Regions from separate parts of the Homo sapiens genome. Here region 1 is linked to region 2. Evidence: read pairs that join two places in POLR2A ChIA-PET (ENCODE). Cell type or tissue: endothelial cell of umbilical vein. All regions are shown on one strand. Each heading gives the region's core, and the rest is flanking DNA. Links, peaks and the distances in the headings are about the cores only.

Region 1 (7,746 bases), core at 2,390-4,889, 400 kb before region 2:
TTTCTGACAGGTGCTGTAGTTGGCCTGTTGTAATATGCAAAACCTATACAAAGACGTGTCCTTAGTCCCTGTGTCAAGCAACTCAGTCTGGTTGGCTAATGGTTAATGTAGAGAAGTATGCGTACAATGTCAGGGTGTTACAGTATGGAGCTATGCAGAAGGAATGAACAACTGGGGCATCTGGGACATATATGGTCAAGCTCCACAAAAGTGGGGCACCAAGTCTGAACAGGGCTTTGAGGCATGAATATGAGTTCCCTAGATGGTTCAGCTCCTGAGATGTTTAGTGCTTGGGAATTCTCAAAGTTGTGTAGGCATGACTTCTGAATGGGAAGGTTCTGGTGAAGATATCGTTAAGAACGTAGTGGGTGAAGCCCTCTTCATGCAAATAACATCAGGCAGAACAGAGATTTATTATGTGCAAATGACAGTAACCTTTATAAAATCTAGAAAATAATTTTTCCCCAATTTCCCCTCGAATCCAAACATTCTTCTGCAGTCTGAGTGGGGTTGATAGGCTGCCAAGATGTTGAAGGGCCTCAGTGGGAAGGGACTTGGCTAACAGTTCCCAGTGCCAGTGTTCTCTATAGCGTGTCTTGTTGAGCACTGGTGCCCTGGCTTGCTGCCCACAAGCCAGAATGAGTTTGAGAACTTGAGGGTTTACGAAGCAGAGGTAAGAACACCACCCTGGAGGTCTTTAGGACTGATTTAAAATTCCACCAGTGGTACTGACTTTGGACACATTCCTCAACCTCTCCAAATGGTTCCCTGTTAGTGACGCCGGGGGCATCGTAGGATCATTCTCCTAGAGCATTTAGCACAGGGCCTGACATGTTAGTGACTACTCACTCCACTGCCTGCTCACAGGCATGGGTAAAAGGAAGAGCAAAACAAACAAGATGCCTGAACTGCTAGGCCAATCTGGAGCAGAGCTGCTAACTTCAGCGCTGTTGACATTTGGGGCCAGAAAGTTCTTTGTTGTGGGGTCTGTGCTGTGCACGGTGGGATGTGTAGCAGCATCCTTGCCTCTGCCATTCATTCCTGCCCATGACAGTGACAACCAAGACTGTCTCCAGACATTTCCACATGTATGTCCCGTAGGGGTTAAAGCTACCTTCTACTTCCATGAGAATGACTGATCCATAGTACAGTCCCACCTAGGGAGTTGTGCCATGATTTGCAAAGTTATTTACCCTTACTAAAGGCACTGCTAAGCTAGGTCTCTAATCTAAAATATGGAACAAAATTTCACAAGAGGCAGCTGAAAAAAGTTTTATATTATCCTGTTTGCAATAGGGAATGCAGTTACCTTTAAAAAACCTGAAGTACTATCATAGCTGACAGAAAAAGAGAATTCCTAACATATACCTGGTGCATGCTTTCCATTTAATACCAGTTTCACTTTAAAATGTGAGGAACAGGGTAGGGTCTTTTGCTTGTTTAGTTTTCCAATTTTTTGTTCCTTATTCTTATTTTGTTTTATTTTATTTTTGAGACAGGGTCTCACTGTGTCACCCAGGCTGAAATGTAGTGGCATGATTATAGCTCATTGCAGCCTCAACCGCTTGGGCTCAAGTGATCCTCCCACCTCAGCTTCCTGGGTAGCTGGGACCACAGGCACATGCCAGCATGCCTGGATAACTATTTTTTTTTTTTTTTTTGAGACAGAGTCTTGCTCTGTCACCCAGGCTGGAGTGCAGTGGCACGACCTTGGCTCACTGCAACCTCTGCCTTCCGGGTTCAAGTGATTCTTCTGCCTCAGCCGATTCTTCTGCCTCAGGCTCCCAAGTAGCTGGGACTACAGGCATGTGCCACCATGCCCAGCTAACTTTCTTGTATTTTTAGTAGAGACGGGGTTTCACCATATCAGCCAGGCTGGTCTTGAACTCCTGACCTCGTGATCTGCCCGCCTCAGCTTCCTAAAATGCTAGGATTACAGGCGTGAGCCACCGCGCCCGGCACGGTGTCTCACTTTGTTACCCAGGCTGGTCTCAAACACCTGACCTCAAGCAATTCCCCTGCCTTGGCCTCTCAAAGTGCTGGGATTACAGGCATAAACCACTGCACCTGGACTTGTTTGTTATTTTTAATTGTGGTAAAATACACATAACAGAATTTATCATCTTAAATGTTTTGAAGTGTAAGGTTTAGTTGTGTTAAGTATATTCATATTGTTGTGCAACCAGTCTCCAGAACTTTCTCATCTTGCATAACTGAAACTCCCTCCTCCCCTGGCAACCAGCATTCTACTTTGTCTATGAATTTGACAACTCTAGATACCTCATATAAATGGAATCATATAGTATTTGTCTTTTTGTGACTGGCTTATTTCACTTAGCATAATGTCCTCAAGGTACGTGCCTGTTACAGCAGGATTCAGAACTTCCTCCTTTTTTTTTTTTTTTTCCTGAGACAGAGTCTCACTCTCTCGCCCAGGCTGGAGTGTGCAATGGTGCAATCTCCGATCAATGAAACCCCCATCTCCTGGGTTCAGGCAATTCTCCTGCCTCAGCCTCCCAAGTAGCTGGGATTACAGGCGTGCACCACCACACTCAGCTAATTTTTTTGTATTTTTACTAGGGATGGGGTTTTGCCTTGTTGGCCAGGCTGGTCTCAAACTCCTGACCTGAAATGACCTGCCTACCTCGGCCTCCCAAAGTTCTGGGATTACAGGCTTGAGCTGCTGCGCCTGGCCCCTTCTCCCTTTTAAAGGCTGAATAATATTCTGTTGAATGTGTGTACATTTTGTTTATCCATCCTTTGCTGGACACTTGGATTGCCACCACCGTTTAAGTATTGTGAATAATAGTGCCATGAACATGGGTGTACAAGTATTTCTTAAGTTTCTTCTTTCAGTTCTCTAGGGAATATTCCCAGTAGTGGAAATGCTGGATCATGTGGTAATTCTATTTTTCCTTCTTCTAAGTTTTCTTACCTTTTCTTAGCTGAAAGAAATAGAATGCACTGCCCTTCAGACCCCTCCCCACCCTTTCTTGAAGGTTTTCATTACATCACTGCTACCTTTGATTCTTTCTCCCATTCCCACCCTATGCACATGGACACACAGAAAGGTTTTCAGGAACCAGGAAAAGGCAATCGTTTGCATGCATGGTCCCAGGGTTCTGAGCAGCTCTCGTGCAGCCATAATCACACCTTGACCACTTTGTCATCAGGACCTGTGCTGCTTGTAGCCTGAAGTCTGCCCGAGCTCTGCATCTGTGGCAAGGCCTGGCACCCTCACTGCCTGTCTGCCACCTGCATAGGCAGTCCCATCCTTGTGCAATTTAATGAAACAGTGGAGAGGAAGATGAGTTGTGAGAGCAGCGAGCTGGTGTCTTCCTTCCTATAGAGCCTTGGAGAGCGGGTTGTAGCTCCAACCTTAAGGCTCTGTTCCTTGCCTCCGAAGAGCTCCTGTCCCTGCTACCATCCACTCTGCCCTGTGGTCTCCACCAGTGGGGTTGGGGAGGGCTGGGTGGGATGCTCAGTCCTCCAGCCTGTGTAATTTACTTTATATTCCGGTTCTGCATTGACATTCTCAGTGTAAGAAAACAGGAGAGCAAAAAAGCAATATGTTGAAAAGCTTGTATCTATGGAGACTGGTTTTTTTTTTTTTTCTCCAAATTAGACTGAAACCTCCCTAAATCTATATAATTCTATTTGCAGAATGGGCCTACCAAGCCTTGTGATGAGGACTAGATCTTGGCCATCAACTGCTGGGGGGTATAAATGAGGTCCAAAAGACCCAAGGGAGAGGCAGTCTCAATGTTTGGAGACCAAAATTATGTGAGTGGAGGGGAGCCTGGAGAAGGTGGCCGTAAGTCGAAATCCCTACTGTGCTAGGATGCTAAATCCTTTTGTGAGCCAGAGTTTCCTCTGCTGATGGCCAGGAGGATGGAGAGTCAGCCGAGATAATGGAATGCACAGGAACTCATGCCACAGCAGGTTACTCTTAAAGGTGGATAAAGAAGTGGAAATAGGATTAGTCTTGCTGTTTTCACATTTTTGAAAGCAATCCAAAAACACCAGTACTTTCCGGCCGATGTAGCTCATATTAAACGAGGCTGCCAGAAAATGAAGAATAAGGGACAACATTCATTCATTCATTCATTCAGAAATAGATTTTAAGAGCCAAGAATTCAGTGCTGAGCAAAACCAGACACAGTGTTCTTAAAGAGTCTACATGTTATTCCATTCCTGTAATTCCTGTGCGTAACTGAACATGTTAGATGCCTACATTTTCCTGAAGGTAATAAATTGTTCAATTATTTTGTTTGCTTTTATCCCATTACTTTCATATAACTAGTAGAGATAGATTCCAGTGGTAGAATCACATAAATACATTTCTTCTGGAAATAAGTCACTGTTATTGTTTCAATCCATGTTAATTTTCTACCCCTCCCATCAGCAGATCCGTGGGCTCTCTTTGACTCAATTTCGTGTACACAGCTTTTCTTCACCTCCTGGAACCAAGCTTTTCTTTTTGTCTGCAAGTGCGGGTGGGGCCCTGTCCTCTTGAGGCAGCTTGTTTTTCACCTGATCATTTTTTTGGTTTGGGTCTCTTACGCCCCAGCCAGAGGAACAGGCTCTTAATTCCTGTCCAGCAGGGTTTCTTTTTATTCCCAAAGGCATTATGATGATCACAGACTCGGAAGTTCATGCTCCTCCACCCTTTGGGCTTGCGTTTTATGCTGGGTGGAGAGAGAGGATGGTGGAGCCATTGCTGAGTGTCTGTGATACCTTCTTCTTTGGGGAACACTCAGAGAGACCTGGGGTGTTCCTGTGATGGGACCTCATTCTGCTCCCTCACTCTGCCCCAGTCCAGTGCATCTGCCATTCCTGGTGAGTCAGGAGAGCCCAGTGGAGAATGGCTGTTGGCTTCTTGTACCTCCAAACTCTGTATGTATTCATGATTTGTTTTCTGTTTGTTTTGTTTTGTTTTGTTTTGCTTTTGAGACAGGGTCTCATTCTGTCACTCAGGCTGGAGTGCAGTGGTATGATCGTGGTTGACTGCAGCCTCAACTTCCCAGGTTCAAGCGATCCTCCTACCTTCATTTCTCAAGTAACTAGGACAACAGTTGTGCACCACCAAGCCTGGCCAATTTCTGTGTTTTTCATAGAGACGGGTTTTCATCATGTTGCCCAGGTTGGTCTCGAACTCCTAGGCTCGAGCAATCTGCCTGCCTTCCAGAGTGCTTGGATTACAGGAATGAGCCATCATGCCCAGCTCTGTTTTCCTTTTTATACATTCTTAGAAGTGACATTGTTGGATCAAAGAGACTGAGAAACGTTAATGCCAGCTTTCTGTTTTTCAGAATGGTAATACCAAGTTTGTTCTCAATCAGCTTTGTATGTAATGGCCCATTTCCTTAAACTCCAAATAATGTGGGATATTATATGTGAAAATATTCCCTAATTTGATAGGTGAAAAAATGGAATTGTGTTGATCAGCGTTGCTTTGATCGGTCATGGGGCTTACATTTTGTTTCCTGTGTTTTAGATAGATGTCAAAGTTACGCCAAAATTACATTATTATAGCAGACATTTTGCAGTATTCCTGCCTACAGATCACCACTTGCCTGGCTGGCTCCAAGTCGGAGTTGGTTTCCAGGTATTTTGGTGTATTCTCATCATCATTCTCGGAGGATGTGCTCCAGACTTGGTTTATGACTACAGTCGGTTCAGTGCTGTTGGCTTAGTGAATCCTTGAAATTTTTTGTTCTTTTCTTGTTAGTATTATAAGGGCCTATGTGAGTCAGTTCCTTAAGGGTTTTATGGAAATACATGGAATTGTAATAGGGACCATATTTTATGACTCTAAAACTAGGATTTCTGATTTTTATGAGAGTGAGTCATGTTTATAGGGACGATAGATGGGGTATTTGAAATGTGGACTGCAGTGTTAAATCCAGAAGGTCTCATCACCACCAGGGCCAGCATTCCCCACACTCCTCAGACCACAAGTTCGGCGGCACAGTTGTTCCATGCAGTAACTATGCTATGGTGAAAATAAGTTGGAAAACACTGGCTTATACCAGGCTGCATCTTAGGATTTTCAGGTTTTAGCGTAGTAATGTGCTTTGTTGATCTCAGAGGGATTGTGAACATGTGTAAAGTTTTCCAAATGAAACTGCTTTGGAGGTGGCAGGGGCTGTTGCGGGGAGACAATGCCTTTTGATGACCTGAAGAGCCCATACCAGGAACAGTTTGGGAAATATGTAATAGGAATAATTAGAAATTCCTACATGGTATATAAACCCACATTCCCTGAAAAATCAGAAATGGTTTTCAGTTGTGACATAACAGGGTATTAATATATGTAGACAGATTCTCCCCCCTTTCTTCCTTTCTTCCTTCTATCCTCCCTCCCTCCTTCCCTCCTTCCCTCCTTTTTTCCTCCCTCCCTCCCTCCGTCCCTTCCTCCCTCCCTCCGTCCCTTCCTCCCTCCCTCCGTCCCTTCCTCCCTCCCTCCGTCCCTTCCTCCCTCCCTCCGTCCCTTCCTCCCTCCCTCCGTCCCTTCCTCCCTCCCTCCGTCCCTTCCTCCCTCCCTCCGTCCCTCCCTCCCTCCCTCCGTCCCTCCCTCCCTCCCTCCGTCCCTTCCTCCCTCCCTCCGTCCCTTCCTCCCTCCCTCCGTCCCTTCCTCCCTCCCTCCGTCCCTTCTTCCCTCCCTCCCTTCTTCCCTCCCTCCGTCCCTTCTTCCCTCCCTCCGTCCCTTCTTCCCTCCCTCCGTCCCTTCTTCCCTCCCTCCGTCCCTTCCTCCCTCCCTCCGTCCCTTCTTCCCTCCCTCCGTCCCTTCCTTCCCTCCCTCCGTCCCTTCCTCCCTCCCTCCGTCCCTTCCTCCCTCCCTCCAGTCCCTTCCTCCCTCCCTCCGTCCCTCCCTCCCTCCCTCCGTCCCTTCCTTCCCTCCCTCCCTCCCTTCCTTCCCTCCCTCCGTCCCTTCCTCCCTCCCTCCGTCCCTTCCTCCCTCCCTCCTTCCCTTCCCTCCCTCCCTCCCTCCGTCCCTCCGTCCCTCCCTCCCTCCCTCCGTCCCTCCCTCCCTCCCTCCGTCCCTCCCTCCCTCCCTCCGTCCCTCCCTCCCTCCCTTCTTCCCTCCCTCCCTCCCTCCCTCTCTTCCTTCCTCCCTTCTTCCTTCCTTCTTTCCTGCTTCCCTTCCTTCCCTTCTTCCTTCCATCCCTTTCTACCGTCCCCTTTCCCTCCTTCTCCTTCCTCTCCTCCTCATCCTCAACGTCCACCTTCCCTTTTGTCTTGAAGTCTCTTACTTTAAGCTCTTATGAGAAAAAGAATGACATAGCTGAAAACTCATGTGTTAATTATCAGTTTAAGAACTGACGACATGCCGTAAAGCTGAATAGAGTGGGCTGTGAAATGGCCATCTAATACCTGGCTATAGAAGATCAAAGGCGAGAGAGACGGAGGTGACGGGGGCCTGTTAGCCAAGCGCTTTAAACTGTTTGGCGGTCAGGACTCCTTGGTGAAGCTGAAAAATCTCTGAGTCTCTCTATTTGTGTGTGTGCAGGCATGTGTGTATATAGTACAAATGTTCATCTTCTTACTACCCAGAATTAATAACTGTTGACATTTGGCCATATTCACCTCTACTCTATTACCTTTAATAAATACAACATCTGTGGTAAGAAGAACTCTACTCTACACCATTTAAGTCTAACTCCTCACCTCCCTCCATCCCCTTCCTTACACACACACACACACACACACACACACACACACCCCATCCCCTCATGAGGGTCA
Region 2 (7,746 bases), core at 2,912-5,411:
GGAGCCATTGAGGGAAATGTGGCTTCTGTTGTTTCTGGCAAGGATAGATATGTATGTCTGGAAGCCAATCTTAGCTCTTGCTTTACAATCTCTTATGATGTCTTCTTTTTTTTTTTTTTTTCAAGAAAGAAAACCTTAGAGAGCATTAAAGAAAAGGTTCTAGGCTGTTGTCCTTTGCTATACTTGGTTTTGATGCCCTAAGGTTGATGCGTCCATTTGCTGCAGAGCGATTGAATTACATCTTTATCCATAGGCAGAGCAGGAGGCCATACACTGAAAAACGCCGACTGATGCACTTAAGGTATTTGTGGCAATCTCATCGGCTGTTGTGGAGCCTGCACAGATTTCCTGTGACATAGAAAACTCTTCTTGTTTAGATGCGCTGTGCTCAGTTTCATTTTCTAAAAGGTTATGTATCTGCAGTCAGGTGATAGATTAGCAAGGAGGCAAGTGGGAGAAGAATAGCCCTTTTCATGTCTTAAGGCACATTTGAAAGTAAGTGGATCTGAGAGACAGTCTAATTCTGGGAGACTAAGTTTGTTTGAATTTTTTTTTATGGTCCTTATTTGTCTGCACAAAAGTTGTGCTTAATCTTCATCATACTACACACCAGAATTAGAATATGGATCAGAAAAGAATTCAGATTCCAATGAGCCTTAATCTGGATGTAAAAGCAGGCTGAGTTTTCCAATTGTACATGCAAAAAAGAAGCAACTATGAAATTATATGCCACTACTTAATCTCTTGAATCTCTCAGTTTGTATTATCTAGTAGGTTCCTAAACGTGGCTGGATTAAAAGAAAATTCCAGTCAGCACATTTTAACTGAATGTAGCCATCAAGACAAATGAGCACCTTCAGTTAAAGATAGTTCAGTTTAAGCTTGTGGAATTGATAATTAAAAAATCAATTAGGCCTGGTACAGTGGTTCATGCCTGTAATCTCAGCACTTTGTGAGGCCGAGGCAGGAGGATTGCTTGAGGCCAGGAGTTCAAGACTAGCCTGGACAACATAGAGGGACCCCAATTTCCATTAAACTTTTTTTTAATTAGCCTGCCATGGTGGCATGCACCTGAAGTCCCAGTTACTTGAGAGGCTGAGGTGGGAGGATCATTTGAGCCCAAGAGTTTGAGGCTGCAGTGAGCCATGATCACACCATTGCACTCCAGCCTGGGCAACAAAGCAAGATCCTGTCTCTTAATTAAAAAAAAAAAAAAGCAATGATTAGTTAGCCAGCTTCGTATACATATAAATACTTCAAATGCATATTATGTAGCATTACCTTATTAGGCTTAATTTAAAAATCACGTGTGATAACCAGTTAAATACCAAAACAAAGCTGTCACTATAAAGGTATGGTCTCACTGTACACTGATGTGCCAGTTGTCTCAGGAGTCTCTTGTCACTGCCTTGGATAAGTTTTCTCTCTTACTCATCAATGCATTTGTGAAATACGTGTCCTTCCAAGCTCTTCTTTGATTTCTGTGTAATATTCTTTTCCCTCCATTCTGATGGGCAAGGAAAGAGTCTCTGCCACACTGAATAACTATCTGACCCCATGACCTTGATCGTGGGTTAGCAGCTTTAAGATTTCTTTCTGACATGATCTGGGGGTGCTCGATGGGAAAATTTGCTGGAAAAAGGTAGTGTTGTGAGAGTTACTGTTGTTTTCAAAGTAGTGAGATGGCTAATGATCTCAACTGAGTTGCATATGTATTTCCATGCCATTTGGAAAACTCCTTCTCCCCCACTCTTGCCCCCGTGCATTTTGCTGGCTCCTGTGAGCAGCCACTGCAGTAGCAGCAGCTCTGGGGTTTGGTGAGCTGCAATCTGTTAAGGAGATAAATAATGTGCTTGGCACGACACTCCTACTCTCCTCTTTAATTTGTCTTACACAAGGAAAATTATAATTAAATCATTCAGGGTAAACCCTTGAGTGTAGAGAAGGGAAAAAACACACTTTGGTAAAGATTGCCAATAGAAACCCACTTCCCTGTTGCGCAGGGTAGAGACATTTATCAATATTCAGCACTATTACGGGAGGAGCGGCCCATGTGATTTGTGAGGCGGATGCCAGCGTTCAAATCAAGGCTTGTTAAGATCCTGTCCCTGTGTAATCATGGACATTCAGCATCATTAGAATTCAGTACTGGCACCATGCTTCGTGCTTTGATTTTCTCCGACAATTTAATAATGTTTATTGTGCTGATTGTATATAAATTCATTGGTGCAATAAACATGCCTGTGTTGTCAGTGCCTGAGAAAAGTGTGGTGGGGATCAAGTTCAATGGCGCAGCTAAGGGGGAGCAGCAAGAGGAAGCAGGTGCATTCAAGCCTCTTGCTGTCATTTTATTCCATAGGGACAGAGAGTCTCGACTTCTTAGGGAAACAGACAAAACTCAGGCCTGGGATACCGGTACATATGAAGATACTGTCTTGTTTCCCTGTCTAATTGTCTTGCTTTAGAAAATTCCAGGTTTTGGTGTGGGTAAACAGAATCAACAGAATGCAAATGAAACATCTATTAAAATGCTAAATTTAGTAAAGCCCTTTGAGCTTCTTGGATCAAAGCAGCTATGTAAATACTAATAGCAATTACTACTTAAGTAATTGCCTAAATTAAAATTTGAAATATCACATTACATTATGGTGCACTAGGGAAAGGGACAAGAACTCACATTTAATCAGTTCCTTCTCTGTGCCAAGCACTGGCTAGACTTTTGCATATGGAGTGATGTCTCATTTTATCCACCTGACCACTCAGGAAGCAGTAAGGATGATTATACCCATTTTACAGATGAGGAAATCGAATAATAGAAATTAAATAACTAACCCAGGGTCATAGAACTGGTGGTTAGTGGCATATCCAAGATCCAAATTCAGATCTGTGTTTTAGTCTGCAAAATAGTACTTAAAGTTTTCATTCAGCATAGAAGTGAATACTAAATTACGATAAAATGAGTGTCCCTAAAAGATACTTTAAATTTAATTGAAATTCAATTTGACAAAACACGTATTAAGTTAACCTACTGTGTGCAAATCACTGCGTTTAAAAGAAAATACCAGAGTTTTCTCTTTTATGGTGTATATTCATATTTACCAGGCCTTTCATGAAGCGGGATAGGTGGGATTTACAAGCTATAAATCATTTTGGTCTGAAACAGCACATAAAGAACATAAATGAACCTCATGGGGGATTTACACACAGGCAGATCCAAAATAACGTATCCCCACTTTTTTCCTGCCTTATAAATCCTGTGTTTCCTCAATGAACACATCATATGCTTTTTATTTCATTTCAGCTGTCCTCTATAGTCCAAATCAGAAATATTCCCTTTTTTCTCATCCCAGCTTTTTTGCTTTCAGTTCAGCCACCATCATTAGATGTTTTATAACTCGAGTATTTCTCGGATTCATAGCTGTTCTAAGTATTTGTTCCAAGGTGTCCTTAAGCATTTGGTCAAAGATGTTTCCTTAAACCCTGATCAGATGGTGGTTGGGCAGTCTCTGCTTTTTTGAGGTATCATATTAGAAACAGGGGACGCACACTGGGCGCTTTACTCTATGAGGTTTAACCTATGCTCTCTTCAGTCACGATAGTCCTTGCCTCGTTCTCATCATTTATTGACGGAGCCCTGTGTATTACTGTCGCTTGCATTTTCTCCACTCCACAGTTGGCAGTTGCCTTCAAATAACCCCTGAAGGTTTCCGCCTGGCTAGTGTACTTATAGACAGTTTCACTTGATACACAGTCTCTGTTTTTGATTTGTGGCCTCTTGACATGTTGCCATGTATTTGACTATGTAACAATAACATTTGTGTTTACAGGCCTTGTTATTTTCAAAAGGCAAGGAACTTTGAAACATGTACATGTCTAGTGTTGCATTTTTTTTTCTTTTTTAAACTAAATTCTGTGTTTGTGAATAAATGTCAGTGCTCTTGGTTTACTTGCTAAAATTCTAGAAGTTAGTTTTCAGAACTGTTCCAGATACACAAGCCTTTAACTGGTGCATGTTCTGTGATATGTAGGACCTGTTGAAATTTAAGCAGTAAACTCTAGCTCCCATTATTTTGAAGAGTTTTTCCTCATTTCAGTTTTTTTTTTTCCCCAAAAATCAGAGGACAATTTGTATTTATTTTGATTTGAAATACTGAGCAAGCTAGTTATTTTAAATCTTTCTTCCCCGTTAGAGCATTTTGGAGAACCTGTGGTCAAATTCCACCAAATTGTCTTCAAAATTGTTAACTGCTACTTCCTGCCAACATGAGTCAAGGCATTTAAACAATCTATAACACTATAACAGAGCTCGGCAAATTATGGTCAGCCTGCCAAATCCAGCCCACTGCTTCCTTTTGTAAATAAAGTTTTATTGGGACACAGTCACATTCATTTACGTATTGTCTACGGCTACTTTGACACTACAATGGCAAGCTTGAGTAGTGGCAGCAGAAACCATATAGGCTACGAAAACTGAAATATTTACTATCTGACCATTTACAGAAACAGTTGCTGACCCCTGACCTTCACCATTAGCCTGGTGTTTCTCAGATTCCCTGATGATATTTTCATAGGGTATTTGTTAAACACACAGCTTCCTAGGCCTTTCTTCTGAAACCTGGACTTTCTTGGTCTGAGATGGGGTGCAGGAATTTGCATTTGCCCTACATACCCTGGAGTCTTGCTACTCAGAGGCTGCAGACCAGCAGCTCTGCTGTGACCTGGAAGCTTGTTAGAAACTCAGTCTCTGGCCCTGCCCCAGACCTGCATCAGGATCTGCATTGTAACAAGAGCCTCAGGGGTTTGGAATACATGTTCAAGTTTGAGAAGCAATGGAAGCTGTGTGTTTATCACTGAGGTTTTGACACTTGGAAAGAACAGGACTTTTCTCCAGACACTTGATTCACATCCCAGACAGGTTCTCATCAAAAGTCAGGGCTGTAGTTAAGGTGGTCTGGGGAGCAGCCCACTGGGGAGCCACCAGACAGGTTCAGTCCTCAAAACTAGTGACTTGCCATTCTTACGTGAGCCAACAGAGTAGAAATCATATGACTGAAGGGACCAGACCCCATTTGCTTCCTTTCCTTAGGAGCTACCACGAGACCTTGACTTGAGACCCACTCCTTGGCTCTGTGATCACAGGCAAGAGACACAAATTTAAGGTTCTGTTTTGCTCTTGTCAAGGATGAAAGGACCTGACATGTGATGGTGGTGATGAGAATGCAGCTAACATTTATGTAACTCTTACTGTGTGCCAGACACAATGCTCAACAGACTTGACATAGGGCTTGATACTATACTGATTTTCCTATTTTTAATTTTTTTTATTTTTTATTTTTATTTTTTGATTTTCCTATTTAATCCTCATAGTAACCTTATGGGGTATTCTCCCCTTTGTACAGAGGGTGCAGCTGGGGCCCAGAATGATGTTATCGCTTGCACACGTCACATAGCTAGTTAGTGACCATACAGGGACTAGACCTGAGATTTCCCTGACCCTCAGGGACTTGCAGTGACTGCCAGATTCTGGTGGCTCCCAGTGGGCTGCTCCCCAGACCACCTTCACTACAGCCCAGACTTTTGATGAGAATTGGACTACAGAGTGGGTTAAGCTCCGGATCAAGTCCAGATGGTAGCCTCCACTGGTTGTAGCTTGGGGCCAGACCTATCTTTTCAGCAGTAATTTAGAAGAAGCCCCCAGGAAAATCCCCGTTGCCAGTTTCCTTTGCACCCACCTCATCTTTTTGCTGGCAGGGAAGTCAGGAGGTTAGAAACCAGTGACGCACAGTGGAGAATATAGAGGGCGTGCTGGGCATGTCTTGTCAGGTGTAGGGGACCGGAAAGAGGACCAGGTGTGGCTAACTGCAGAGGCCTAAGATACAGGTACTTATTTTTGCTCCAAAGCAGACTCTTGGCAGCATCACCTGTCCCATGTCTATCTGTCGGGGAGGTAACCTACTTAGGGCAAAAGCTGTTCCTGCTGAGGTCAGACAGAAGCACCCTGGGGGCGAATCAGCATTTTGTACCCTAAACATGCTGCCTGTTGTTTGGCAGCCATCGTGCTTTGAAGAACTGTGATGTGTCTGATTGCTTAAAACCAATCACTTTTGGGACTTAGAAGTGGGAGAAAGGATTCTCTCAGGGCCATGTGGCATGGTGCCGTATCACCGCCTGTCATTCACACATGCAGGGAGGGCACCGGGAGAAAATCTTTAAAATATTGGCATGCCATAAGGGAAGGGTTTATGGGTTGTTTTTTTTTTTTTTTTTTTTTTTTTGACTGTTCACTTTGTGGGGTGATTAAACAAAAAAACCTCAGCCATTATTCTCTAACAGCTGTTGTGCCTTACCTCAATAAAGTGCCTTTTACCATAACACAGCATCTTTAGACTCTATAAATCTCTTTCTATTTATTGTGTTTAAATGATAAATGCTTTCCAATAAAATGACATCATGGGTCTGGAGAGTGATGTTCATTTTCTGAGTTACTCTTAAATTTGGTTGATTTGAATTTTTTTATTAGGATGTTGTATAATATGAATCTCAGCCACAGGCTATTCCGTGTCTAATGTGCCAGATTTCCCACCCAAAACCATCTTTGGACCCCCCATTTCTTTCACCTTGTAAGGTAGACATTCTTTTTTGATGCGCCGCTGCCGCTGATACAGGTTCTCTGCCAAATTCCTTTGTTGGCACCCAGGCATTTTGCAAGTATTTGCGCTTGAGTGGAAAGGCCTGTGTCCCCTCCTCCCAATTGTGTCTTAGCTTTCCTTAACATTTATTCCACACCAGGGGTGTGAGGGAAAGCATGTGGCAGGAGAAGAGTGAGAACCAGCCTTTTGGAAACTCTGATGGTATTGTCCATGGTACTCGGTTTTACTCTTTTACCTATAAAAAGTTGTTGTTGAATTGCACACCTTCACCACTTAAATTAGACAGAAGATTTTCTTTGATGGATATTGAAACCAACCAAAAGTGCAAAGGGAAGTCAAGGGCCTTCCCTTTGAGAGGAAAAGGGGCTTGGAAAAGTCCTATTCTTATAATAAATGACAGCTGGGAGTCTTATGCTCTTAAGCCAATACTGGAGCCAGATGAAGGGGGGACCTATGCTGGAGACTTAAGCGGATGTCATGTTCCTTTTCAAGATTTGCAAAGATGCTTTTTTGTGCAGTTATTCTGTTTTATTGCTGTGTTCGCACCAGTGTTACCCCGTGGCCTGGCTCCATAGGTCTTTCCGAGGGAGCTACCTCTCTGCCGACTGGCTCACTGGGGCAATGCAAATGAGTGCGTTAGATATGTACAGCATTCCTGAAGTTCTTTATTCCATACCCCTTTGTAATCAGTCAAGGCCTAAGTATATTATAAACTATATTCTCCTCATTAAAACAATAGTGGAAGCTCACAAAGGGAAATTGTTAATATGTGTTCCAGCTTGTCACTTCTGCCTGTGTGAATAAAGAAGATAACCGTTCCTTTGGGAAACTATTTCGGGAATTGAGCAACAGATACGCTAGCCAGAGAATTCTCTTAACTGTAATTTTCCTTTTTGTGTGTACTCTAAAATAACATCCTGTTGGGCTCCTCAGTGCCACTGCACAGACAGAGCACAATTGCCACAGCCCAGGTGGTGTTAATATGGGACAATCCCCCCGGGCACATGTCGCCAAGAGTTTTACAGCTTGTTCAGTGTCTTCATCCATATGGCAATCTGTCCCATTCACAGGAAGGCATCGGGGCTGCGCCGGGCGG

The links. Peaks named below come from ENCODE experiments on the same cell type or tissue, not always from the same donor. Only the 100,000 strongest peaks of a DNase experiment are listed, where the experiment ranks them.
Region 1: POLR2A ChIA-PET joins it to region 2 with 5 read pairs; 2 of 35 experiments call an interaction of 5 or more read pairs at or near these places.

What each region holds. Positions count from the first base shown.
Region 1 is chr3:71,434,611-71,442,356 of GRCh38, reverse strand. All of the region lies in intron 3 of FOXP1 (forkhead box P1), which reads left to right. Among named protein-coding and RNA genes, the nearest start is that of MIR1284, 100 kb to the left of the region's middle. In endothelial cell of umbilical vein, for the core only: no CTCF peak of the experiment used is centred there; no DNase peak of the experiment used is centred there.
Region 2 is chr3:71,032,132-71,039,877 of GRCh38, reverse strand. All of the region lies in intron 11 of FOXP1 (forkhead box P1), which reads left to right. Among named protein-coding and RNA genes, the nearest start is that of FOXP1-AS1, 250 kb to the left of the region's middle. In endothelial cell of umbilical vein, for the core only: no CTCF peak of the experiment used is centred there; DNase peaks (open chromatin) are centred at 3,887 and 4,337; H3K27ac peaks cover 2,030 bases.